Regions from separate parts of the Mus musculus genome. Here regions 2 and 3 are each linked to region 1. Evidence: chromatin loops called from intact Hi-C (ENCODE). Cell type or tissue: heart. All regions are shown on one strand. Each heading gives the region's core, and the rest is flanking DNA. Links, peaks and the distances in the headings are about the cores only.

What was found. Peaks named below come from ENCODE experiments on the same cell type or tissue, not always from the same donor. Only the 100,000 strongest peaks of a DNase experiment are listed, where the experiment ranks them.
Region 2: a loop joins it to region 1, with 4 times the contacts of the local background. A loop is called at or near these places in 2 of 42 quality-filtered maps.
Region 3: it touches region 1 in a loop (2.1-fold over the local background); 2 of 42 quality-filtered maps call a loop at or near these places.

The regions. Positions count from the first base shown.
Region 1 is chr2:79,979,514-79,987,513 of GRCm38, reverse strand. The region is part of intron 2 of Pde1a (phosphodiesterase 1A, calmodulin-dependent); the gene reads left to right. Among named protein-coding and RNA genes, the nearest start is that of Pde1a, 150 kb to the left of the region's middle. In heart, for the core only: no CTCF peak of the experiment used is centred there; a DNase peak (open chromatin) is centred at 4,023; H3K27ac peaks cover 805 bases.
Region 2 is chr2:80,257,719-80,268,563 of GRCm38, reverse strand. No RefSeq gene overlaps it. Among named protein-coding and RNA genes, the nearest start is that of Gm36153, 29 kb to the left of the region's middle. In heart, for the core only: no CTCF peak of the experiment used is centred there; no DNase peak of the experiment used is centred there; H3K27me3 peaks cover 813 bases.
Region 3 is chr2:80,035,069-80,043,068 of GRCm38, reverse strand. The region is part of intron 2 of Pde1a (phosphodiesterase 1A, calmodulin-dependent); the gene reads left to right. Among named protein-coding and RNA genes, the nearest start is that of Pde1a, 90 kb to the left of the region's middle. In heart, for the core only: no CTCF peak of the experiment used is centred there; a DNase peak (open chromatin) is centred at 4,118; H3K4me3 peaks cover 398 bases.

The DNA of each region.
Region 1 (8,000 bases), core at 1-8,000:
AAGGAAGAAGGGAGAAATGACTCCAGACAGCTTTCATTTGACCTTCACATGTGCTCTGTGGTACACACACTTAAACATGCATATTACGCATGCACATACATGATAATAATAATAAAAATGAAAGAATGTAAATTACCATGAACTTACTTGTGAGAATAAGATGCTTTGGAAATGGAATCTTGATAGCAATGGCTTTTGTGTATGTAAAATTCAGAGGTGTGTTGAGGCAGAACAAGCTTTACCTAGAATAATAACCACATAAAATGTGCAGAGATGAGTCCCATCTATTCACAAATAAGATTAAAATATTGCTTTAAAATGGCAACCATTTGGCATAGCTTTATAACTACTTGACATTTGAACACATATGTGAGTACTTAAATTCATTTTCCACTCTGCGGTATAAGCAAAGGCTAGTAACCAAAATTCTCTTTAGTCATAACTGGGGAGGGTTTCTAACTTGTAAACATCAGAACAGACATATTTGTTTTTAACGTGACTCAGGAACTGATGACATTGTCATGAGTTTGATCACACATGTGCACTGTATTTATTTCCTTTTCTTGTGTTTATGGGAAGAATTGATGAATATTAAATATTAACGAGTTAAAATACAGTTCCTGGGGCTGGAGAAACGGGTAACTACAAGCATGGGCTTCTCTTACAGAAGACCTGAGTTTTGTTTCCAGCACCTATGCTGGGAAGCTCACAATGACCTGTAACACCAGCTCCCAGAGACTGACAACCTCTTCTGACCTCCACAGACATGCACTCATGGGCACACCCCTCTCCAACAACCCCTCCCACACCCCAAACACATACACTTGAAACAAAACCTTGAAAAAACTTTGTACTTTATCATAAAAATGTTGCAAAAACTCACAAACAGAAATTAAGCAAACTATACAAACCAATGAACTATTTTAAACACAGTAGCTGTTTGGAAGAGAAAATGTTGAAATTGCATAATTTATTTACTATTTTCTAGTACTATTCTACTATTATTTACTGGATATATTTTATTCTCTTAAAAACAAAATCATAAAAATATAAATAAAACAAAAGACCTCAACTTATTCTTTTTCTTTTCAAATTAATTTGAGTACTTATTTTTATCTAGGGAAGAGTAAAGTCAAGAATCTAATCTGCAAACTGACTTAACACTTCAGATGTATGTTGGCGGAGCTGGTGGTTTCTGGAGGCTTATTAACAATGTGAGATCAATCAGCTTACCTTGGTGGGTTGAAGGCACAGTGCTGGAGTCTGTATTATTAGGAAATGTCCCAGTGTTCCACCCACACAGGAGCAGGTCACTTACAAATCAAAGGAACAAGTGTGGACTAAGATTCCAGGCTTTTTAGTTTTTAAATTTTATTTTGTTCTTATCCTGTGTGTGAATCTGCTTGTATGTGTGGAAGCATGAGCTTGGGAGTGCCCTTGGGTATCAGAAGGTGGTGTCAGATTCCATACACCTGGAGATAGAGGCCATTGTGAACCCCTAGATGTGAGTCCAGATGTGAGTCCAGATGTGAATGCTGGAGCCAAGCTACAGTTTTCTGCAAGAGTACTTGCACTTGTAGCTACTAAGCTGTCTCTCTGCAACTACTAAGATTCCAGTTTTCATTTTGAAATGGTGTTCAAGGTAATATTCGGTGCTAATATTTGAATGTTATCTAAAAATCTCTTCACTTATAATTTCTTTGTGTTCAAAAACTGCATTAATTTTCCGTTCCCTAAAAAATCTTGCTAGGCAATTGACTCTTGATTAGCGGGCTTTTTTTTTTTTTAACAGTTATAACAAGTGATAACTTGTTAATTCAGGATACTCCCTGTAACAATGATGCTAGCCTTCATTTTCAATCTATTCTAAAACCTAGCCACCCCCCCCCAAATTACAAATATCTATCTTTAACTTTTAATGATTGACTGGTAACCTATAGATGATTTAATACAAAGCCTGACTTGGACTGCAACTACTAGAGAGAAAAACTATAACAATATCGTGAATAATCTAGGCTTATTGCCCCTTTACCATGATGTGGTGTTATATACTCCATAGGCTCAGAATATGTCCTTGGTTTCGAAGCGACATGTACCATAATTGTAGATATTTACACATTGTCATATTCTGTACACATTGACAATGTATACAGAATAAACAGGAAGAAGCAAAATCTGAAGGGTCCCACTGGTAATTAAATGTTCACAGAGGATGAAGTGACATTATCTTAATACTCCATTTGTGTTCTACAGAAAATCCTATAGCCAAATATCAAGATATGTTAGTATATCAAGCAGAGAAAAATTTGTGAGATGTTATCAGCATGCATTTGTTATTCTGTATGTCAACTGAGAAATGAAAAATTCCAGAATGTGAATCCAGATGAAAAGCAGTCAGTAAACATGCTCACATGTGCATTCCATAAGGATATTTCATAATTTGTCTTTTAAACCAAAGAATTTTGCAGTTTTCACATGCATATAGACTTTGTCTTAGTAAGAGTTTCTATTGCGGTGAAGAGATACTATGATCACTTAAGATGACCATGGCAAATCTTAAGAAGGAAAACATTGAATTGGGGCTGGCCAAGTACCAGCAAAACTGGAGAGGATCTGAGAGTTCTACATCTGGATCTGCAGGCATCAGGAAGAAAGAGTGACACTAGGCCTGGCCTGAACTTCTTAAACCTCAACCCCCCCCCCCCCCCAAAGCACACACACACACTTCTTCCAATAAGGTCACACCTACTTCAACAAGGCCACACCTCTAATGATGTCACTCCCTATAAGTCTATGGGAGACAATTTCATTCAAACCACCACAGGCTCCTAACGTCCATAAATGTTGGAAGTCTAAGTAATTAAATAACTCATTACATTTAGAAGACAGGAGTCTGTGGAGATGGCTCAGTTATAAAGTGCTTGCCAAATAAGTATGAGGACTTGAGTTCATATCTCCAGCACTCACATAAAAAGCCAGGCTCAAGATTAGGTGCCCATAACCCCAGCACTGGCGAGGAGACTGGAGGATCCTGGGGGGGTGGGGTGGGGGTTGCTGTGTGGCCAGTATGCTGGAACTTTCGCCTCTCTCAATTGATGTAGAGAATGATAACTGCATGCTGATAACTTTTTAGGAAATTTTCTTTGCTTGCTATGCTAACCCATCTTGATATTTTGTTATAGGATTTTCTGTAGCACACAACTGAGTATTATATAACATTCCCCCTAGGTTATATATATATATATAGTTTTATAAATCTCTCTCCATATATATATTCACATGTTTCTATGTTAACAAGTCCTATTTTGTAGTTATCACACTGAAACTCTTGGGCCCAGCCCCAGTAAAATGCACTGTTCAGGTATTCATACCTCGTGTATGCAATGCACAAAGTCAAGCTGCTAACTTTCGTAAATGATTTTAAAGTCCTTGCTTTAATAGCTGAATCGGCTAATGGTGTGTCCCCCACTGTAGATAAAATGCTTTCCCTACTTAACTGAATGTAACAGCTGCGTTTTGCTTACAAAACCTTATCTAAAATAAATGCTTTCTGCCACATCTTGTGTGGACTCCTTGCAGCAGCTTCTTAGGCCAGCTGGCAACTGGGTAGGACACCCACACAATTAAAAAGAAAAATAACATTTTTTTCCTTACACAAACAAAATGCTACTTTACAGTAAATTGAATGTAACTTTACAGTAAATTGAATCTGCTTTTTTTTCTTGATAGTTGTATTTTTATTGTATTCCTGTTTATGTCTTTCTTTCCTTTCTCCCTCTAATTTTCTCTGAGAATTAAATGTAAAGTTAAATTACTTGGGTATCTCACTTGAATTCTACATTAGTATTTTATGAGTTCAGTCTCGGTGCTTGAAGCAGTAATTTTATACAGTTCATTAAAGTCTTTCCGGTCTGCAGAGAAGGAGCGATAGTCATGGCCGTCACTTCACTCTGAGGAGCAGAGCCAATGGCTGTGACCGATTACAACGGAAAGTTGACGTCCCGAGGCTGGCTTCTAAAAGCCTCCAAGGAAATGACTCATATGTGACAGACATGGGAATGCTCCCCCCAAGCTGAGATAGGACTTTCCTCTGATATCACCCTGTAGGGAGCTTTCATCAGTCAGTGTTTTCTTTAGTTCTTAAACCCTGGTGCTGAGTTTTCCCCCACTCAAGCTAAATAATCCAGTCCTAACAACAGCTGCCAATAGTGGCCAAGGCCTGCCAACTTCCTAAGTCATTAATACATTCATCTAAAGGGCAGACGGCCCTTACTATAAGCAATGCGGATGCATTCGATGATTCATTAGCTGAGTTAATAAGCATTATGAAGATGGTAATTCTTGCTGGGCACGGTGGCTCACTTCTATGATCCAGCATTTAGTCAGCTGTGGCTAGATCACCGTGAGCTTCAGGTCAGACTGAGTTAAGACTGAGACCTTGACATAACTGACAATAACCAGCCTCAGGAAAACCTACAGATCCAAGCCAACAAGAAAACATCTCCTCAAAAGATGGTAATTGAGATGACATTAGGAAAACTCTGGTCACCCTGAAAGCAGGGAGTTTGCAGAATTAGCTCACCCTCGTCATCTGCTCGATGTCAGAGCTTAGTGAAGTTATGTTTAGGACTTATGAGAGTCAGATTCTACCTATTTTAAATGTATTTCTCTTCAAATTATCCTATGAAGAATACCCTCTTGTCATTCGCTGTACCTCTCGGCAATTCCACCACAACAAGAAAAAAAATGATAGCCCAAGAAGAATGCAGCCTGTCATTTACTGTGCCTCCTGGCCATACCACTGAATCAAGAAAATGCAAAATGGGTATCCTGCAGAAGCCAGCTCCAAATTTACATATTTTGCTAGATAAAGAGAAGCTATGCAGGTTGTACAGTTGTGAAGACCTGTGACATTTCTTGAGTTGAGAACATTCAGGAGTCTGAGTATAGAAAGAAGGACCTAAAGGCCAGTGATCAAGCAGGTTTGTAAAGATGGTGGTGAGTTTCAGTGAGTGCTGTCCTAAGAGCTGGCTCAGAGGGGGCACTATCTATCTAGTCTCTGCTTTGATGCCTTCCAGTTATCTCCACACCACAAATTACATAAAGAATCTAAGCAGACCACTATAATCACCCTCTCAGAGTCTGCATGCCCATTTTGTTATGCCTTCTCAAAGGTGGTCTGGCCTCATGGTGAGTGTTCCTGTTGTTCACAACCCTATGAGGTCTGTTTCTCCCATGCCTTTCTTTGCTTTAGTTGATAACCACAGGACCTTAGAACATCTTCCCAGACAGTGGCAGGATTTGCTAACGTAGCTCCAAGCTGGGCAGTAGTAGTTAGAAACTGTGGTTTAACTGCATCTACCCGGAGTCAGAAACCCTACTGGAAGCAGACTATGCATGACCATCTCTTGGTGTGGCAGCTCACTGCCTTTACATGTGGATATCTGCCCTGCCAGATCTCTGACAGACAGACTTCAGTTCACAAGCATGGGCTGTTTTCTGTCTCTGGACATGCTTGACTTCCAAGACTCCTGGAAATTTCCTGCCCCAGCCTGTCTCAGCTGAGCCACCTGACCTTGACCTCTGGCTCTGGCAGGTTGTTGCTGTTTTTCAGCCTGCTTTTCTGACAATGTTCCTCTTCTGTTCTCTTTCTGGTCAAGCCATGAGGTTCCCCCCCCCCCCCTATTATTATCATCGCATTTTTTCTAGACAGCGTATTTTAAATGTGTTCTCTTCTGGAATGATTTTGTATTCACATTAGTATTAGTATTAGTATTTTGTATTCACATTTACACATATAAACATCTGGGGGGTTCTATATGTAGAATATTTACATTCTCTTGTACAAAAGCATGTTATCAGTGGCCTTTGTGAACCTGGAGGTGGCTTCATGAGTCTGTAAATTATGTAGTCATTTGGGTTAAAGGTGACTCACTTTGATTTAAAACCATGTTGTTTGCATTTTAATGTAAATCTGAAATTTATCCTTGAATCCTTCCTTACATTATAAGTGACACAACTTTCAGTGGGACATGGCATATGGACGAAGACCTTGACTCTAGGCATACTTCGCTGCACCTTCATGTGGCTCAGATTTGGCCTCTCTTCCCCATCTCCTCTGTCTGCCCTGGCTAGTAACCACTGCTACCTTTAGCAGGTTGGGAGGACAGTGCATTGTATCCTTGGGGGAACATGTGTAGGAGGAAAGGGACGTCCACATTCTCTGGGTGCTTTGAAAAATAGCCGAATGGTAAGCACATGAGGCTTCAGGCTGGGGTGTGCCAGTAACTGTCTTGGTCAGACAGTGCCAGGACAAAGACTTAATGTTGTCCTCTGATGTATGTCATGGTACACATATACACCTGCATTCTTACACATACATACATGTGTGCATAGATGAACACACACACACATACACACACTGTACATGCCCATAAGACACATATAAGTGAAACAGCACACCCAACTGAAGAGATAAAGATTCTATCTAATAATTGTGATTTTTGTTGTTTCCTTTATTTAAATGTAATTGTATTTTATATAAAATTGTCAATAGAAGAAATAATGAAGCCTTGATATTTTCTCTTTGTATCATTTCTTGTGAATTATGCATCAGGCCCTTCATACAGACATCCTTGTGAACAATCACTTCACTTCTACTTTTTCTGAAGTGAAAGCATAATACCTAGAAAATAAAGGCTATACATAAGCACTTTCTATAAATTATCAACAACAATTTTCAGTAAGTAACTTCTTTGGAATCGTTTATTATAAAAAAAATCATCTAAAGATATAGGAGATGATGTTCTGTGGAAACACTACCTTCCATAGCTCTTAGAATCATTCAAGTGCCCTGAAAAATGTGAGAACAAATTGCATCTACCAGCAACTGAAAAAACATCTCTCAAGGATAATGATGAGTGCAGAACTAAAATACCCAAGGGGACATACAGCATAATTTCAGCCAAAACAATTAAAAAAATAGGCAAAGCTTGATTTATTGAGTTTGTTTCTATGCTGTTTAAGAATGATGGCTATCCCAGAAACTTAGAATATCCAAGATACAATTTGCAAAACACAAGAAAATCAAGAAGAAGGAAGACCAATGTGTGGATACTTTATTCCTCCTTAGAATAGCGAACAAAATACCCATGGAAGGAGTTACAGAGACAAAATTTGGAGCTGAGACGAAAGGATGGACCATCCAGAGACTGCCCCACCTGGTGATCCATCCCATAGTCAGCCACCAAACGGAGACACTATTGCGTACGCCAGCAATATTTTGCTGACATGACTCTGATAGAGCTGTCTCATGTGAGACTATGCCAGTGCCTGGCAAACACAGAAGTGGATGCTCACAGTTGTCTATAGGATGGAACACAGGGCCCCCAATGGAGGAACTAGAGAAAGTACCCAAGGAGCTGAAGGGGTCTGCAAACCTATAGGTGGAACAACAATATGAACTAATCAGTACCCCCAGAGCTCGTGTCTCTGTAGTAGAAGATGGCCTAGTCGGCCATCATTGGGAAGAGAGGCCCCTTGGTATTGCAAACTTTATATGCCCCAGTACAGGGGAATGCCAAGGCCAAGAAGTGGAAGTGGGTGGGTAGGGGAGCAGGGGGGAGGATATAGGGAACTTTTGGGATAGCATTTGAAATACAAATGAAGAAAATATCTAATAAAAAATTAAAAAAAGAATGATGGTTACTGTTGTATAGGGACATGGAGGAGTACAGCCATGTCCAGAGGACCAAATGAAAATTGAGTTCTGACAATATTCTCTTTCTCTTAGATCTAGGGACAATAATTTTTCTAAAAAAAAAAAACCAACAACAAAAAACCCACCAAGTTGTAACTTAAGATGTGTGGACTTCCATTATTCATTCTACACTTGAGTTGCAAAGTGGAAAACAGTTCAATGTTGTAGGAAAAAATCCCTTTGATTTTTCTCTTCATTGTAAAGCAAAATCTGATTCTCTTAATGTGAACTTCAGTGGATG
Region 2 (10,845 bases), core at 1,550-9,549, 280 kb before region 1:
CATTTGCCTAGGAATTTCATAAATTCATCATATTCTTTTTTTTTTTTTTTATTGTGCAAAATTTTACCAAAGTTTGTAGACCAACACTTTTTACAAATCTAACTGTTAGAAAAGTCTCTAAAGTAGTAACAATTTCAGAGATTGTTATCTAAAAACAATTGTACAGTAGCAAATATAAATAAATAAATTTCAATAAGCTTAGCTAGAAATGAGACTTTCTATTTTGGCATAATAATATAAATGAGACACTAGAGGGCGCTCTACCTCTACTGTGATTCAGGAGATAGCCAAAGTCTTCTAGAGCAAGGAAGGTAGATGAAGATATGTAGGTTTCAGGAAAATTAGAATTTTCACCCAGCATGTAAATAGCACTGGGCTCAGTAGGACTTCTATGCTCTAGTTTAAAATTTTCAGTAGGGACGATTTACGTTCTTTAATGACTAAGACACAATTAAAGTCTCACGAAGGCTCACCTGATTTAAGGAGTTAGAGTTACATGTAATGCCATTTTACTTGATTATATTTTGTTATCAATGCTGTGTAATATTGGGATGGAGGTGGGTGATTATCAGAGTACTGATTCAGGCAATCTACCCCTCCCCTGTGCCCATGTACATTAAATCCACAGGGGAGGCCCCAAAATGTTTTTGGATCTAGCATGTGTTAATCTAATATCCCTCGGTGCTGAATTTGACATTTCGGAGTGTGATGTTAATGAACACATTCCAACACTTATTTCTGAGCCCTTTTCTCCTTGGACCATCGGTGGAGGGAGAGAAGACTCCAATGAGATGGAATTTCATTTAGCACAGAGACCAATTTTGTTTATCAGGTTTTTAAGATCTGAAGTCTATGTCACTTCAGTTATTGCAGTCTCAACACTAATTAAAAAAATTTCCCTATTGTCTCAGAGCAAGCAGCTTTACTATATTTATTTGTTTGTTTGTTTGTTTTTGTTTTCGAGACAGGGTTTCTCTGTGTAGCTCTGGTTGTCCTAGAACTCACTCTGTAGACCAGCCTGGCCTTGAACTCAGAGACCCACCTACTCCTGCTTCTCAAGTACTGGGATTAAAGGTGTGTGCCACCACTGCCCGGCTTCGTAACTAGCAGCATTATCTATTGTCTATGTATTAAAATCTAGGTTAATTTGTAAAATCTAGGCAGCAAATACCTTTCGTGAACATTATTTTGTGATTGAATGAGCGTTGTCCCGTGGGTTTGGTTTATTGAAACAAACAAGCAAGCAAACAAACAAACCCTCCCGCCCCCGCCCCCCCCCCCCCAACCCTGTAATCCCTGCATTGCGTCACTCTTTACAGCTAGGATTGTGTTCTTGGCTATAGGCTCAACTGCGGAAGCTGACCAAAGGATACGAAGTGTCCTTGTATGTACCATCACCGGTAACAACGTTAGATTTCGGTTTGAGTCTAGTCGGCCAAGTACTCAATTCCTCAAACAGCTCAAGTTCTGCTTTTCTCCTTCCATGAAGACGGTAGTTGCAGATGAACGTTTAAGCCAGCAGAGGGGGCTATGCCATCACCTGCCTCCTACGGTTCACGAATCTTCCTTTCTGCACCCTCCTTGCTGTGTTTACCCATCTATCTGTAAGGCCTTCCTCTGCTGCCAACTTTTGCATCACATCCTTTATTCTGTAGCAATAGTCCTTACATTTATATAGCACTTTTGCCGCGCATTATGCGTCTTCAGAGTTTTCGTTCGGTTTATCTAAATCAGGGCTTGTCATCTGACTCCAGGAACTGGATTTCCTTATTAGAAAGAGGGTCACTACTCCCTGAGCTCAGAATGTCACGAGAAACACACATTGGCGTCTTTTTAGCCTATAACTGGATGCTTTTTTAAAAACATAGTATGGCATTTAGTCCGCTAGAACCACACAGTGTTTATTATACACACATACCCTGCCAATTGCAAGGTTTTTAAAAAATAGGTCTGGGTTGAGAGTTGAAGGTCTTCAAACAATTGCCCCAGACAGAAACTCAGTTTCTTAGAGCAGTCTCTCTCAGAAGTGAGTGAACTTCACCTGCACATACTCAGTAGGTATTTTGGTCCTTTATTATTTTTTCTCACTAGATGAATTGGGACTCCTCCCCCCTTCTTCCTCTTCTGCTTAACTTCTGTTGTCAACGACAGACTAGAGTGGTTTTGATAGTTAATTAGCTTCCTGCATAACTGACATTGAAAAGCTGCTTGGTCTACACATGTCTTTAATGCAACCTGGAAGAGATGATTCTAGAGCTCTTTCCACCTAGTATGACTTATTCTTCATGGTGTCCGTATTTTAAGTGGTACCATGATACTGGACTTAATTTTTTTTTCTAGTCTTTTCAGAAAACAAGATGGCATGTCTTTCTCCAAGTGCTCTTGTTCCATCTCTGCAGAGCTACAAATCTATCTCAGTAGAAGACAAGTTGACTTCTGTAAGTCTTGGGCACATTGTAAAAGCAAGACACGTTTGTAAGGACCTCACAGGAACTATGACAGATTGCAGATGGTTACAGGTGCCAAGTAATGCGATGCTCTGGGAAGATGTGCCACCTAATCTCACCATACTATACTGAGAAGAGACCAGAGACAAATCCTGCTGTTAAGAGCCAGGCATCCATCTGGGTAGGATGCCATCTCACTATGGTACCTTGTCTGGGGGTGCAACACCCTGGTAAAGCCAGTAAGAGCAAGGCTCATCTCACACGGCTGCTGCCTTTAAAAAATTCATGGAGCAGAATCGTTCTGGCAGATCTGATATCGCTGATCTTTAGCTGGGTGAGTTTACAGTGCTAATTCAGTCAGTCTCTGCGGTATGGTCAACTTATAAACACAAAACACTGAAACCCAAACCCAAATCTGCAAAGAAATCAAAGTGCCAATTTTTTTGTGTTACCCACAGTTCATGATAAGAATCCGAATCCTCTGGTAGCACAGGCAGAACCCACTTTCTCTGTGATGAGCTACTCGGGGTCCAGTCTTATTAACAGGATGTCTACTAGCTAAATATTTTTTCTCATAACATTTTGTAGTTACTGCCAGTTAAAATAAACCTTATTGCATTTATTTATTTTCATTTATTTGGGGTAGCTTGCAGAAGTCAGTTTGATCCATCTACAATGTGAGTCTCAGGGATCGAACTCGGGTCATTAGGCTTGGCTGCAATCACCATTATCTGTTGAGCCATCTTGTTTGCCCAGCACTGTCGGTGTTGAGGACTCAGTCAAACACGGAACTTTTGGTGACAGGAGGCTCTTCTTTGCAGGTGATTTTGCTCACTGGTGATGAACCGAAACGATATTCTTGTCAACTGCGAAGAAGAGTGGCTGAAGTTTTCTTTTGCCATTATACTCTCTTATTTATATTTTATATCCCCACAGCGTCTAACAGAACTTTATTTTCAACCAAAACATAACATTTTGTTTTCTAAAGAGGGAAGATATGAATCACCATTTCAGCATACTTAGAGGAAGAAAATTTACTTCAGGCAAGTTCTTTCCTATAGTTTGCTTTTAACATTTATGGTAATTTGCCTCCGTAGGGAAAACTACTAAAAGCATTCCGCTTACCTATGGAGTAAGAAGCCGGCAGAACTGCCCCTCTCATGTCCTTTCATGCTACGGATGCTAAATATGTTGCACTTGGCATATTCATCACTTTCATTACACATTGGACTTCAACAATTCATCTTTTTCATTACATATTGAATGTCTTCTAATAATGAGGTCTAAGAGACTAACTTGTAGTTTGCTTTAGATACCTCAGTCTTTGTCTTGTCTGTAGCATAATGATTTTGGTAAATATTGTTCTACTAGTTGAACATCTGATGAGCTTTTTACTAATAGAGGACTTTGATTTGACAAAAAAAATTAAGTGTACCTCGGTCTCCAGAATATCTGTAAAGTTCTGACTGGGAAATGTCCATCACAACCCTGGCTTTGTACAGATGAGGAAACTTGGGAAGAAGAAAGTACTGTGATGATTTTATGATGTAATAGTTTTATTTAAAAATGCCCCCAAAGAAATAATTTTATCAGAGCAAAAAAAAATTACAGCATACACACACACACACACACACACGCACACGCACACACACGCACACGCACACACACACACACACACACACGCACACGCACACACACACACGCGTGCACACACACACACGCACACACACACGCGTGCACACACACGCACACGCACACGCGCGCACACACACGCACACACACGCACACACACACGCACACACACGCGTGCGCACACACACACGCGCGCGCACACACACACGCACACGCACACACGCACACACACACACACACACGCACACGCACACGCGCGCGCACACACACACACACTAGCCATCAGCACAGTTCTCTGAAGCAGGTTTTGTCCCTCAGAGAGATTAAATCCCAGATGAAAGATGAAGCCTTAGGAACCCCAGAAAATCAATCAGAGCCTCCCTGGTTTAGGAGACCATTCCAAAGCATATAGCACATCCTGGAGGGCGCAAAACAAACACATGTAGTGTTGTAATGTTACCTTCTGATAGAATTTTGCTAGACTTGTTTACCATATGGAACTGTGTCAAATGGAGAATTCCCCAGATCAGTTACACTGAGCAGTATTTGAGGGAAACAAAATATGATTAATAAAACAGGCAATGTAGGAGCAAGACAGATTCAGAGAGCTACAACCAGCAATGGAACATGATAAGAGGATCAAGACACAGAGCAACTTGATTGGCTGTAGCTAATTTATTAGTCATTGGCTACAGCTTAGGTAGTTGTTTTTCATTAGGTAATTATCTGCAGTGCCTTGAGTGACAACTGAAGTACAGTTACAGGGATAAAACTCTATTGATTTGGTACGGTGGGCCCAGCACAGGTACCTCGTCTTAATGCATACCTCTTCAAAAATTTTTATTTAATCATTCTTTGTAGCAGAATTTCCCCCAATTAATTTAAGTATTAATACAACAAGAAGTCTGTGATTGGACAGGGAAAAGGGAGCCGGAGCTAAGAGTTTCTGGGACAGGGACAGGAAGAGAGAAGAGGGGAAGGAAAGAAGATGGAGGAAGAGAAAGATGATCCAGATTCCATGTGGCTATAGGTAGCTATGAATATCATATGAGGGATGGATAATTACAGGAAAATTTGTCTTATCTAGGTGGACAATTTATATCAATATTAATTTGCTCTGAGTAAATTGTGTGGACATTTTGTGGGGTGAGAATTTACTGATAGGAATCTGACTTATAAATTCCAAGCCTCTTGAGTTTTGATTTTACCGGGTTACTGGGGTTTGGGCCCGCTGACCACAGGGGTTGGATAGCTGCGAATGTGAGCAGAATCCACAGCAGAGAACCAACAGAGAGTAGCTGGGTGCATGGGATGGTGCATTTAAAAGTATTTCCTGTAACAATTCTTCCCCTTGGGTTACCCTCTTAAGTTAGAGTTTGACCAAACTCTTGGCATCTGTGTCACTGTAAGTAGCCATGGTAACCATGATATTAGATATAATTCAAAAAGCCATTCATAATTTATAGCACCCTTATGTCCACACATTTCAGTTCTTGTCATTCTACACAATGAGAGACCATTTAGCAGATGGCTGCATGCAGACATTTAAGCCTGAGAAGATAGCACCAGGAGGGCTGCTATTGCATCTCTTAGGAAGAGAACAGTAACAATTTGGCATTCCCAAATTGTTTCCCAGTCAAGGCCTGCAGAAAATAAGTCCATTAAAATGGAATGATTAAATGATGACTGATAATCATTTTTGTTTCTTGTAATGGAGAATCTTCATTGCCCAACGTCTTTATTTCATGCAACAAAAGTATTCTTAACTGCCAAAACCACTTGCTGTACAGCCTCTGAACTAACATCCCACAGATTCTAATTCATAATAGATGGAGAAGAGTGTCTAGAAGACTGGCCACATTAGCCCAGTAAGTAGCCCAGAAGGCCATGTAAGCAAAGACAAGTCAGGAGCGGGAAGAGCCTCAGGATGGCGGGTGGAGCTGTGATATTTCATCTTGGGTCATATACATGTGAGGTAAACTTTTCCCCAGTGTATAGAGAGTTGGGTTGAATATGCTTAGTCCATGGAGTGGCACTTATTTGGAAGTGTGAGCAAGTTGGAGTAGATGTGGCCATGTTGGAGGATGTGTGTCACTGTTGAGGTGGGCTTTGAGGTCCTATGCTCAAGCTCTGCCCAGTGTGGAAGAGAGAGCCTCCTCCTAGCTTCCTGATGAAGACAGTTTCCTCCTGGATGCCCTAGGATCAAGATGTACAACTCCTGGCCATCCAGCACCATGACTTCAGGTGGCCATGCTTCCTACCATGATGATAACGGACTGAACATCTGAAACTTCTAATCTAGCCCCAATTAAATGTTGTCCTTCGTCATGGTGTCTCTTCCCAACACTGAAAACCCTAATTAAGATAGAAGTTGGTACCATGGACTGGGGTATTGGCCCTGACTATACTTTGTTTGGAGGAATGTGGATTTTGGAACTTTTGATTTGGAAAGCAGTAGAATGCTATAAATTCAGCTTAATGGACCATGATAGTAAGAATATGGAAGACATTGGTGTTGAGAGTAATTTGAACTCTGGGGGACTGGCTCAAGAGGTTTCAAAGAAAAACGTTAGTATATGGCCTAGAGACTGTTTTAGTGACATTTTGGTGACGAATGTGGCTGCCTTTTGCCCTTGTCTGAAGAGTCTACCTGAAGCTAAGGTAAAGAGATTTCGGTTAATTGCATTAACAAAGGAAGTCTCAAAAAAGCTTAGTTTAGACTTTATCCTGTGATCAAGCATAACAATCTGAGAAAGGAAAAAAATGTATGGTTCAAATATTAAAGGGGCACCAGGATATACAAATGGGGCTTAATCCTATGTCCAAGGAGATATAACAGATTAAGGGAATGGTGATCTCAGGGCAAGATCCTACCCAGATGATTTTATTGTTTATGTGTTTACAGTTGAACAGGGATAGTTATGTTAGGTGATATTATGATGTGGTTATTGTTTTCATTTGGACATACAGAAATATGATTATATGTTAGATTGACAAGGGATGGATTGTGATGGCTATTATTGGTTGTCAACTTGGCTATCTCTGGAATGAACTACAGTCCATAAATAGAGGACACATGTATGGTCCAGATCTTGAGGCTGGAATACACAGGCTTCTTGAGGCATAGTGGCCATGAAAACCTTAGGTACAGGCATGGTGATATACAACTTTAATCCCAGGAGACCCATGAAAGCAGATCTCTGAGTTCAAGGCCAGCCTGGTAAAGAGCAATGTCCAGGTAAAGAAAGGCTTAGGTCCAGGCATGGTGGCATATACCTTTAATCCCAGCATTCAGGAGACAGAACCATGTAGATCTCTGAGTTCAAGGTCAGTCTACAGAGCAAGTTCTAGGACAGCCAAGCTTAGGCAGTGAAAGAGTTGGAAAAGAGAAAGCTGGTGATGTTGTAATAGTACAAGAGGGGCCATGTTCCAGCTCTAGCAAGCAGCAGAACTCAGCAGCTTTGGCCATGTGGCTTTGGCTTTAGAGTCAAGTAGAAGGGGTTTCTGGAACAACTGATGCTGGTTAGCTGGAGGTAAGAAATTAGTGGTGATTAAGAAGAGACCAGCATCACTGAAGTGAAATCTTCTGGGAAGTGTTTTCTGAAAGCACAAAGAAGCTGTGTTCCAGGGATAACCAAGTTTGTACCTTATGCTGAAGCTGGACATGGTAATATGTAGGAATCATCCAGATGGTACTGGCTTTGAAGGCAGGAAGGGGGTCTGGAGGGCTGCTGAGGCTTGGCACTGTGAAAGGCCAGGAAAGACCACTGGTAAAGGTACAGCATCAATTGTAGTTTACAACCTAGGACTAAAGAGATCATGGCAAGATGTTGAGGCTTGATACCATGAAGGGAGTCTATGAGAAGCTATTAGTGAAGCCTAGTTGGAGCAGAAGACTCCTGCATATTGGAGCTGCCAATACCATTGGATGACCAACAAAAACAGCAGCAGTGGAGTGGAGTCAACCAGAACCTAGAGTGCTACAGAGGGAAGAGCTGGAGAAGTGATTCAAGCACTTTGGGGGCAGGGGGAGAAGGGGAAATCCCAGACATTGGAACAAGAAGCTGTGAAGTTGAAGTTGCCTTGGAGACTCCAAGATATTAGAGTTCCCAGAGCCATGGGATATCTGCTGAGGAAAGCTGCTAACAGGGAATGGAACCATTTCAAGAGAAAGAAATGTGTTGCCATTATCAAAGCTGAAAGGAGTTGGACATCAGCCATGGAGATAGAGTTTGGAGTTTGCCCAGCTATTTTTTGGGTCTTGCCTTGGTCTAGTATTTTTTCACTACAGCTTTTTGGAATGGTAATATATACATACTGTACCATATGTCAGAAGTATGTGCTCTGCTTTTTTATTTTGATTTTATAGGGATTACAGTTAAGAGATTGCATGGATCTCAGAAGAGACATTAGACTTTTAACATTGTTGAGACTGTTATAGACTATGGGAGTTTTGAAGTTAGACTAAATGTGTTTTGCATTATGCTATGGCTAGGTATTGAACCATAGACTCATGAGTTTGAACAAACCTACGGGGACCAGGGAGGGGAATGTGGTCGTTTGAATATGCTTGGTCCAGGGAGCGGCACTATTTGGAGGTGTGGCAATATTGGAGTAGATGCCTTGTTGGAGGATGTATGTCATTGTGGGGATGGGCTTTGAGATCCTTTGTTCAAGCTCCACTCAGTGTGGAAGAGAGAGCCTCTTTCCGACTGCCTGCTGATGCCAGTTTTCTCCTAGTTGTCTTAGGATCAAGATGTAGAACTCTTGGCTCCTCCAGCACCATATCTGCCTGCAAACTGCTATACTTCCCACCATGTTAATAATTGATTGAACCCCTGGCACTGTAAGCTAGCCCCAATTCAATGCTGTTTTTTATAGAAGTTGCCTTGGTCATGGTATCTCTTCACAGCAATTGAATCACTAACTAAGTAAGTACTCTAAGATCCCTAAACTGTGTACAGTTCTAGGAACCCAAAAGGGGCCTCATGTTACAAGATATAGGATCAAGTTTTGAGATTTTGAGGCTTTCACTGAAGTAACAGCCAGAGAAATTAAGAAAGTTAAATTCCCATATTTGGTATTGTCCTTTTTTCTCCATGATGATTGGTGTAAAAAGACTTTTAGAAATAGAAGTTTAAAGACTCAGGACAGACCATATATGTGCTCATGCCCCCATGAGTCCTAGTTTAATATTAAATTCCTTTCCCAACTCAAGTTTGTAATATGGTCTCTTTACAAGGGCCATTGTGGGCCATCTGATTTGGGTCAGATTTGGTTTATAACTGCATTTAAGTTGTTTCACTTAAATTGTTGTTTCACAACAATCTTACTTACATAACTGGGTTATGGAGTGAAAGTCTGTCAAAACATTTCCTTGTTATCCATCAATTCCTGTCCCTCATGATGTGTTCAAGAACAGCCAGTGTCTCTGATAGAATTCTACTCTACTCAATGACAGGATTCCCAAATTACAAAAGTCTAGTATTTGTCAGAGTCTGTTCTATGAATTTCCTTGAATATGAAACTCTTCAGTCCAGAATAAGACATAAGCATCTCTTGGGGAAATATTGAACTATGACATTCAGTGGTTTAGCCCAGTCGGCTAAGAGCTACTATGTGTTGCCTAGAACACAGCTTGTATCTAAGGTAGGGATAATCAGCCCTGTCAGCTGCTTGCCTTCTAGGTTTGTTGGTCAGGATGGAATACACAACATTCATTGCTATTTACCTTCTGGTTTTGTTAGCTTTGGGCCAATTCAAACCTGGGTCCTTAGTTCATCTTTAGTGTGCAGTCAGTTCCAGTATCTATCTAATCGGCCATGAAAGGCCACTGTTTGAAAATGAGCTACAGGCAGCTTGGAGGTTTCCTCACAGCAGGGTTTAAATATGCCTTCTTCTGAATTTTTTAAATTTTTCTTTCTATCAGGGTATTACAGATCTGTGATCAAGCACTTTGTCTTAGAGGAAGCTGACATATTCGCATTTGCATGTCTCAGAAGAATACGTAGGAGGGAGAGAGCTGTAGTTACAAAGATCTTTTATTCCTTTTCTGTTTGCAAAAACATTCTGTGTAAACAGTACATTAGCTTAACTGGTTTGTCTTGTTAGATTGTTTCTAAAAGTCTTCTGGATGCACCAAAAGTAAGTCCAAAGGCAGAAGATCTAGTCTAGAGTTTGATTTGTGAAAACCTTTCAAAAGCATCAAAGGTTCAGAACTCTCCATCAAAGAAACCCATAGTCAGTGCAGAAAGATCACTCACTTAACTAAAGTGATAAGACTTCACATACTACCACAAAAAGCCAAATAAAGTGGAGAAGACACAGGATCTTCAACAGAGTCAAAATTTCCCAATATAAGCAGACAAATCTTTGAAGAGAGCCTTGCTTTTAAGCACAGGGAACCACATTCTAAGTTTGTGAACTTACACATTTGTAATAGTGTGCATTTCCTAGAAAAACATTTTTAAAAAAATTTATATATTGTATGTATGTGAGTACACTATTGCTATCTTCAGACACACCAGAAGAGGGGATGAGATCTCATTAAGATGGTTGTGAACTACCATGTGGTTGCTGGGAATTGAACTCAGGACCTCTGAAAGAGCAGACAGTGCTCCTAGTCACTGAGCCATCTCTCCAGTCCCCTAGAAAACCTTTTTTTTTTTTTTTTTTTTTTTTTTTTTTTATAGTTGATATGGCAAGTTTATTTTTTTTTTTCCATTTTTTATTAGGTATTTAGCTCATTTACATTTCCAATGCTATA
Region 3 (8,000 bases), core at 1-8,000, 56 kb before region 1:
GAGCATTGGTGAGATCTGTGTTTTTTGTCAGTGATTCCGCTCATTCCCTGAGGTGAGTTCTACTCAGTGGCAGAGGAGCAGAGACCAGGCTAGCGCATCAGGAAGAAGTGGCCCTCTGCCATTTCACTCAGGATGTAATTGACCATGGGATGGTCCCCATGACTGTTGCAAAGTCTGTAGATATGACAAGTAAAAGATATGCTAGTGCTAGCACGGCATCCCTATTTTCCTTTTCTGTTTTGGGGCTTCTGTTCCAGATCTAGGTGATTTTCCAGGAGAGTGCCACTGTGTATCTCACCTTTCATGTTCAATATATCAAGCAAAATGAAAGGTAGGAAATGACTTAACTGAAGCCCTCATACCTTTAGACTTGGTGGAAAGTGGGGCAGCAAAACTTAAAGGTGCAGAGTTCTTTAAGCCAACGTCTGAATACAGTAACACAAGCTAAAGTGCCCTTTGGTCCTTCTTTTCCATTTGTTCCTTCACACTTCCTGAAATATGTAACTTGTGATGTTATATTCCATTAAAATCTGTTTAATGAAATAACAGCACACACTTCTTCCCAGGCTTAATGCAGATAAAGTGACCATTTGCAGATAAATTAATTTTCCATTGTTTGGGTGGGTAGCTGAGTATCCAGTGGCCTTCTAACATTGCATGTCTGGGACTTCAGCATCACAGAGAGCAAACTGTTTACTTGGTTTCCATAGTGATTAAGAGAATACACCATGATGCTTTCAGGGTGCTTCTGGCTGGGACTATCACAAAGGTGGATCCATGTGTTTCAGTAAACACAATAATTAAGACAGATGTCCTCCCTTTTCACCGACTATGACGACCTCTAATCATGCTGCGTCAAGTTGGGTGCATGCATCAGTATGCATCTGTATGCACACATATATGAAAAAGTGTGAGTATATACATAAGCATATATAAGGATATGTGGTGTATATATATATATATATATATATATATATATATATATATATATGTCTATATACACGTATATGTGTGGATGTATAATTTAAAATGCTAAGCAAAGCAAGCTGCATTTAATTTACCACATTAGGAAAAACAAATACTATTTCTGACCTTGGCCCTATTTAAAATCTTAATAAATTGTATTCAGCCTATTTTATAAGAGATTTGGCCTGGTTATTTGTATCACAGCTTTTACTATTTTGTGTAGATGGTTGTGTTAATAAAAGTGATAGACTTTTGTAATTTACTTAACAATGAATGCTTTTCATCTTACTGGATGCTACATTAAACTTGATTGCTAGAAAAAGGCCACTTCTCTTCCCCAAATCAAATTTAAATATTCTCTGGAAAGAATAAATGAAATCATATGCTTTGGGACCCATTGAGATGATTCAGCTTGCGGAGGAGAAGCATGCTGCCTAGCTTAATGACCTGAGTTTAGTCTCCAGGACGTATATGGTAGGAGCAGAGAATCACTGCAATTTATTCTCTGACTTCCATACGTGTTCTTGGCCATGAATGTGTACAGGCATGTGAACATGCATGTACACACACACACACACAATGTATAAATAAAAAGTTGCATTTTTCTCTGTTTTAAGAGAATGTTTAGTTTACAGGCATATTCTCATTGCTTTTGTTGAGATGAATATTGGGCTCAAATGATGTGCTTAACATAAATGCAAGTCTATCCGGACTCCCTTAGTCATTTAAATTTTAAAAATGTAAATTGAATACAATTAAAGTTACATTGGCTTTTCTGTGATCTGTGTGAACAACCTTTAAGTTCTCCGGCTGATGACTGAGTCTTGAGTTTGAGGTAAATAATAATGTGGATTTAGAAGAAACTCAGCTTAATGTTAACTGCCACTATGTTGAGTTGTTTTCATTATGGTCATGAAAAAAAATCATCTCACATTATATTAAAAGGTTTATTTTCTTTCTTTCTTTTTTTTTTTTGTTTTTTTTTTGAGACAGGGTTTCTCTGTATAGTCTTGGCTGTCCTGGAACTCACGTTGTAGATCAGGCTGGCCTCGAACTCAGAAATCCGCCTGTCTCTGCCTCCCAAGTGCTGGGATTAAAGGCATGCGCCACCACCGCCCAGAAAGGTTTATTTTCTATTTGTATGTGTGTGGGTGTTATCCATGCATTCGTGGGTACATATATGTATGTGCCCAGAGTGTGAATGCCTGTAGAGGCCACACTAGAGCACTAGGTTCCCAGAACCTGGAGCTCGAAATGGCTGTGGGTACTGCTAAGAAACTCCCCTGGAAAGGCAGTACGTTCTCTTTACTGCTGAGCCACCACACACGACTCACTTCTATTGGAAAGGTAGATGGACTTAGGAGATATAATAGTATAAACCATTACTGTGGAGACAGAATGCCACTACAAATGCAAAAGTCCCTCCAGGGAAACGTCAAAAGTGTGTTATTGTTTATGTACTTTCGTATGTGACAAAGAAAACCAAGGCATATGGTTATAGTAGAGTGTGCATTGGAGAGGTTTGCCTGTGGGTTTGAGTTTGAATGGTCTCCATACTTAACTTATTGCCATGTAAGAAGTCATGTGAGTTCATGATTGTGTGCTTTTGATGAGGATGGACACACTGATTTTGATGCTTCTCTATCAGTATATGTGCATGAATATATTATGAATATATAATTATCTGGCACCAATGGGAGGGAAGGCCCTTGGTCCTGTGAAGGATCGATGCTCCAGCATAGGGAAGGGAGGTGGGAGAGGGTGGGTGGGTGGGTGGAGAACCATAATAGAGGCAGGGGTGGGGGATGGGATAGGGGGCTTGCAGAGGAGAACCAGAAAGGGGACAATGCAAACAAAATATCCATATATATATATATATATATATATATATATATATATATAATCTTTTCATGTGGAGTTGTATAGGCATCATAATTTCTATGACAGTTTGTTTACAGAAAGAAAATAAGAACAAAAATCTCAAAAGAAACTACAGAATTCGATTAACATTATAACTTCATTTTACAAGAAATGACACTGGAGTCCAGACTGGCAAGACATTTGCCCCAGAGTCACTACAAGACGGGTTGATCGCACACACTTATTTTATCTTTGGTCCATTGCTCTCTCAGCCTGATTTTTACTTCCTGGCATGGATTAGAACTTCTTGATGAAATCAGTAGTTCTTATAAGTCTCATCTCCCTTTGGTGACAGAAAGAAGAAGGTGGTCTTATTTCTCTGAAGTGTTTGCGCATGACTGCAAATAGCTCCCTACCTTTGAGACCTTAGATTCGGCTTTTGTATGGATCATTCAACCAAAACCATGGCTACTCTCTACCTTTCCCTTTATGGCATGCACTTTTAAAACATTATAATCATGCTCTTAGATGGCTCGTTTAATTACATACTAAACCTTGGTTCTGAAATTTAATGACCTCGTCCTGGGCCACCAGGAGCTTAAATAACAATTCAAGAAAGTTTTCAAAATAATTTACCTTGAAGAACTAGAATTTCTGCTCTCTGTAACTTGGGCTTCTGTTCACAGAGTTAACGCCTCAGGTTCTAATGAAATAATGCTCACAAATTGGTTCATGGTTTTCTTTTCCACTTGTTTGTTTTCTCTCTTGTTATAAAATTTAAAATCCCACATACTATAAAATATTATGCACCCGACTATTTGGGTTTATTTATTTACCTGTTTGTTTATTTGTATGTAGATGTGTTTGTGTCTTGTTCTCTCTTTGGTAGTGTTATTTTCATAGTTATAAAGCTGCATTTCAGGACAGCAGCGTCTGGGTACATTTTCACTAATACACTTGAGCAATGCTTGTTTTGCTAACTTCTGGGCTCTGGCCAACACACAGGGACTTCTATCAGTTGACATGGCATCTTCAACCTCTGCCTGAGTGTAGATTATTAGGTTGTGAGTGTCCAAAAAAAACGATGTCTTGTCCCCACACTTCATCCAGTGTGAAAGCAACATTGTAAAATAATTGTAATCTCTTGAAGCAAACCAGCTGTGTAACTTCAGCCCGTCATTCCTCAGTAATTCATACACAGTTCTTACTTTAACAGAACCGACTTGTAGAAGGCACTCACTTGGGACTGCTTAGCCAGCTGTACAACTTTTATTTTGAAGAAAAAAAAGTTGAGCCTCAGAACAGGCTGTTTTAAAGACAGGGAGGGACTTAGCCTTGCCGGCTTGTCCAGCACATGGAGGGAGAGCTCTCATGGCTGCAATAACTTAGTGGGAGCTCCTACCTGGGTGTCGATTGGGCTAGGAAGGTTTCTGTTTGTTTTCTTCTGCTTCTGAGGGTCCTGTGTGTTTCCCTTGTCTGTATCAACGTGACTCTTGGTGGGTTTTGCACACCCTACTCGGTGGGGGAGTGCCCCAACGTGCCTGTCTTATGTGGCCTCTATGGACACACTGCCCAGCTGGCAGAGAACAGGGAAGTTTTCTCCCAGCACCCAAAAAGAGAAAGAGGAAACTACTTTTTCCTTCTGGGATCCTTGCTGCACAATAACTTCCACATTCTCTCCCCCCGGATTTCTGGAGCGCTTTCCAGGAAGAAGTTAAATCTTCATCTTTAAATGGATGAGTATGTCACAATCAGGAAGAAACACCTCCAAAGACCCATCTTTCGGTAAGTCTTGTTGCATCCCAGGTGGCTCCGGGGCTGTCAGCCACAATGGTCTCTCTCCTTCATCTTCAACCCAGAGGAATGTGGCACTAAACAGCAGCAGAGCAGCAAAGGGTGCCTGGAGTTTAACTTCATGCACACTGAAGAAATCCTTTTATTTTCTGCTCCCTGAAGCTCGATACATAAACTCTTTATCAATTCTTCAAAATATGCTTTAAAAACATATTTAGCTGCTCAAGCACATGAGTAACATAGCACTGGAAAAACTTTTGAAACGTTGTGCAATCTCTCCCTGTTGCTCAGTGCCGCTGCACACTCTACTAATTGGCAAATACTGTGCTTGGTTCTTTGAACTGATTATACTCAAGGGCAGGGTTTCTGCGCTATAAACGCTATGTCTTTCTCAAATAATGTGCTCTGAGATAAATTTGAATTTGATAGCTACTGTGCTGGAGTGTATCTCTTCTAGATCCTTTGGGAATATTAGGCAAGCAGTTAGGCAGGAGTGGGTCAAAGAGGAGGACTGTGTAGCATATAGAATGTGTAACCAGGAAAATATGGGCATAGTGTAATAAGTTCGGCTAAAGTTTATTTGGTGTGTGTGTGTGTGTGTGTGTGTGTGTGTGTGTGTGTGTGTCTGTGTGTCTGTGTGTGTGCGTGTGCGCGCGTGTGCGTGTGAATGCTTATTCTCTGGGGCAGCACTGATTTCTAATTATTTTAGCTGGATTGTTTAGTTATCTGTTACATACTTTAGAATTCAACTTTGAGAATAAATGGTTTTTAAATAGGTGGAAAATGAACACATAATTTCTGCTTTTAAGACAAAGGACTTAACCATCAACTTCTTATTATCTTCTTTGAAAATATTGTAAGGATACAGAAAATAGTAAGTGTTAACAATAGCAGATGCTAACTTCAAGCTGTAGCCACTAGTTTTTGATCTAGGGTTAAATTCAGAATAATAGAAATCTATAGAACAGGCCTTATTATTATTTCATCCTGAATATGAGTGGATCTTAAAGAGTGAAATTACATAAAGTCTGTGCATTTTATGCACTAAGTAGATTTTTTTTTTACAGTCTCATTAAAAGAAATAGAATACCTTGGTAATGCATGACACAGTTACAATATAAATCTGTTTTAAAACATTTTGAAGGTAAATTACACTTAAATCCAATATGGACTTAGGTATAATTTATATCTACTTAAATGTGTAGCTGTAAATACTGCAAAGCAACTGCTATAATTGCAACTGTTCATAAATCCAAAATTATCCTCAAAATGCATATTCACCTCAGTGGTCTTCCAACCCTATATAATTAAATAATTTATACAATAATATATTAATATATTATTTTCTACTTTCTCTCAAGTTCATAGTAGTTACAGGAGCTGTACAAACTGGAATCTACTTTTTGTTCAGAAGGCAAGGTGTGTTGGACAGAGGCAGAGCCACCTGGCCATCTTTTCTGTGTATTAATCCCATGTGGGAGTTTGGGGGATGGAGGCAGATGCCCTGGGGCCAAAGCCTCCTTGTATGTTATGTGGTCAGGCTCAGTTATGTGCTCCTTGCTGGTGGGCTTCACCCTATCTATAGCTACAATGTTTAAATACAGAGCACTGGCTCTTTGTTAAAAGTAAGATTTTTCTTTTGTGCCATAATAATTAGAATAAAACATGGTGAATTTAGATATTTTCTTCGTGTTCCTGGTGATCTGGGTGAAGCCTCCTGATTAGTACCAAGAGGTTGTACTTTCGCTTAGGCAGTTGTTTCCAGAAAGTGAAGGAAAGGGATCAAGGTTAGATGTAGCATGAGATCAACAGGCCCGTGGGCACTGCCATTACTGTTACTATGCATGGTGAAGAGCTGAGAGAGGAACATGACAGTTTAGTGTAGTTAGCCATACTTCCTTAGAGCACTTGGGTACCGGCTTCCTCAAAGCTATTTGTAGTTTTAGGCAAGCTGGCAATTGAGGCAAACTCCAGTCTTCAGTAATTTGCCCTATCTTACGGTTCTTCTCTGGGTACCTTGTCCCTTAGACATCGTGTATATTCTGAGTCTCACATTGGAACATTTTTTTTCCAGGCCTAGCTTTTCTTCTTAGAGAACTGTTGCAGATGTTTCTACCTCGGTGTATTTCTGCCTGTTTCTGCACTCCTCAAGGGCTTTGCCTCTGGTGATTAGTCCACTTGGTAAGGGGATCTGTTTCATATGTGCCATTAGGACCACATAAATTTAAAAGAACTTCCATGAATGTGATATCCTAGCTGCTTATAAATAATTCATTAAAAGTTTAGCAAGATAGGTAAGGTATGGAACTTTCATTCTAAAATTCCAAATTTCTTTATGTAGGATGGCTTCTCCTGAATAACTTGTGGTTCCAATCCAGCTGACCTGTACTTCTCTGGCAGACTTTGAGTTCGTTAGAGATATTATCATGTATATGTGAGCATAACACTCAAATGGGAGAACACAACAGGGGGGAATAGTACCCTGGGGAGACATATTGGGGATAAATTATATGATCTTAGAGAAAAGATGCAAAATTAGTTTAAAATTCTTTTTCTTGAGACAGTTAAAGTCAATTTTTAACATCAGCATAATTATTATAGATTTAAGAAAGTAAAAACTGTTCATTAAATAGGAAAAAAAGGTTCTGGAATAATGCACAGTATACTCTGACATCCCATGGCTGGATTAAGAAGAGTCTGACATAACTTAAATCCTGTTTCTAAGAATGTACAGATATTATACAATGAGAATTCTCGAAGTATTTCTCATAGTAAGTCTATCAAATCATTCTTACAATGGTCATCCTTGGAATGAGAATAAATACTTATATACATCTCCACACTATGTGAGCCAAGGAACAAAAGCAAAACTTCTCTAGTGGCCAAGGCAGAATTCGTATCATCTTGTTCATGAATAGTGTGTAGATCTTTGGGATGAGCCCTGAGCATTTGAAAATAATGTTTCCTTGAACATACAGCATGGTTCTTGGGGTGTCTTTACAACGTAAGCATATGCAGAGAAAAGACAAATCTTTACTTCCAGAGGAAATAAGATATGATAATTTTTTTCAGGAAGGAAATAACATCACAAAACAGATATTTGTGTGCTCCCAGTCAACAACACAAGTCTGTGCCCCTCAGTATTTACAGAAGAAAGGTACAGGGGTCATTAAAATCCAAGAGGTAACCCAACCATTAGGCAGAGAGACATTCTACACACACATGACTGTAGGCCTTTAAAGTTCCCTTTCTGTATCAGCAAAGGAAATTTTCTCTGGGGTCTGATAACTGACATTTCTGTCTCTTCCTTGTTTATCATCTTATTGAGAACTGCCAATTTATGTTTTTATATTACAAAATTTAGTATAATCACATGAAAG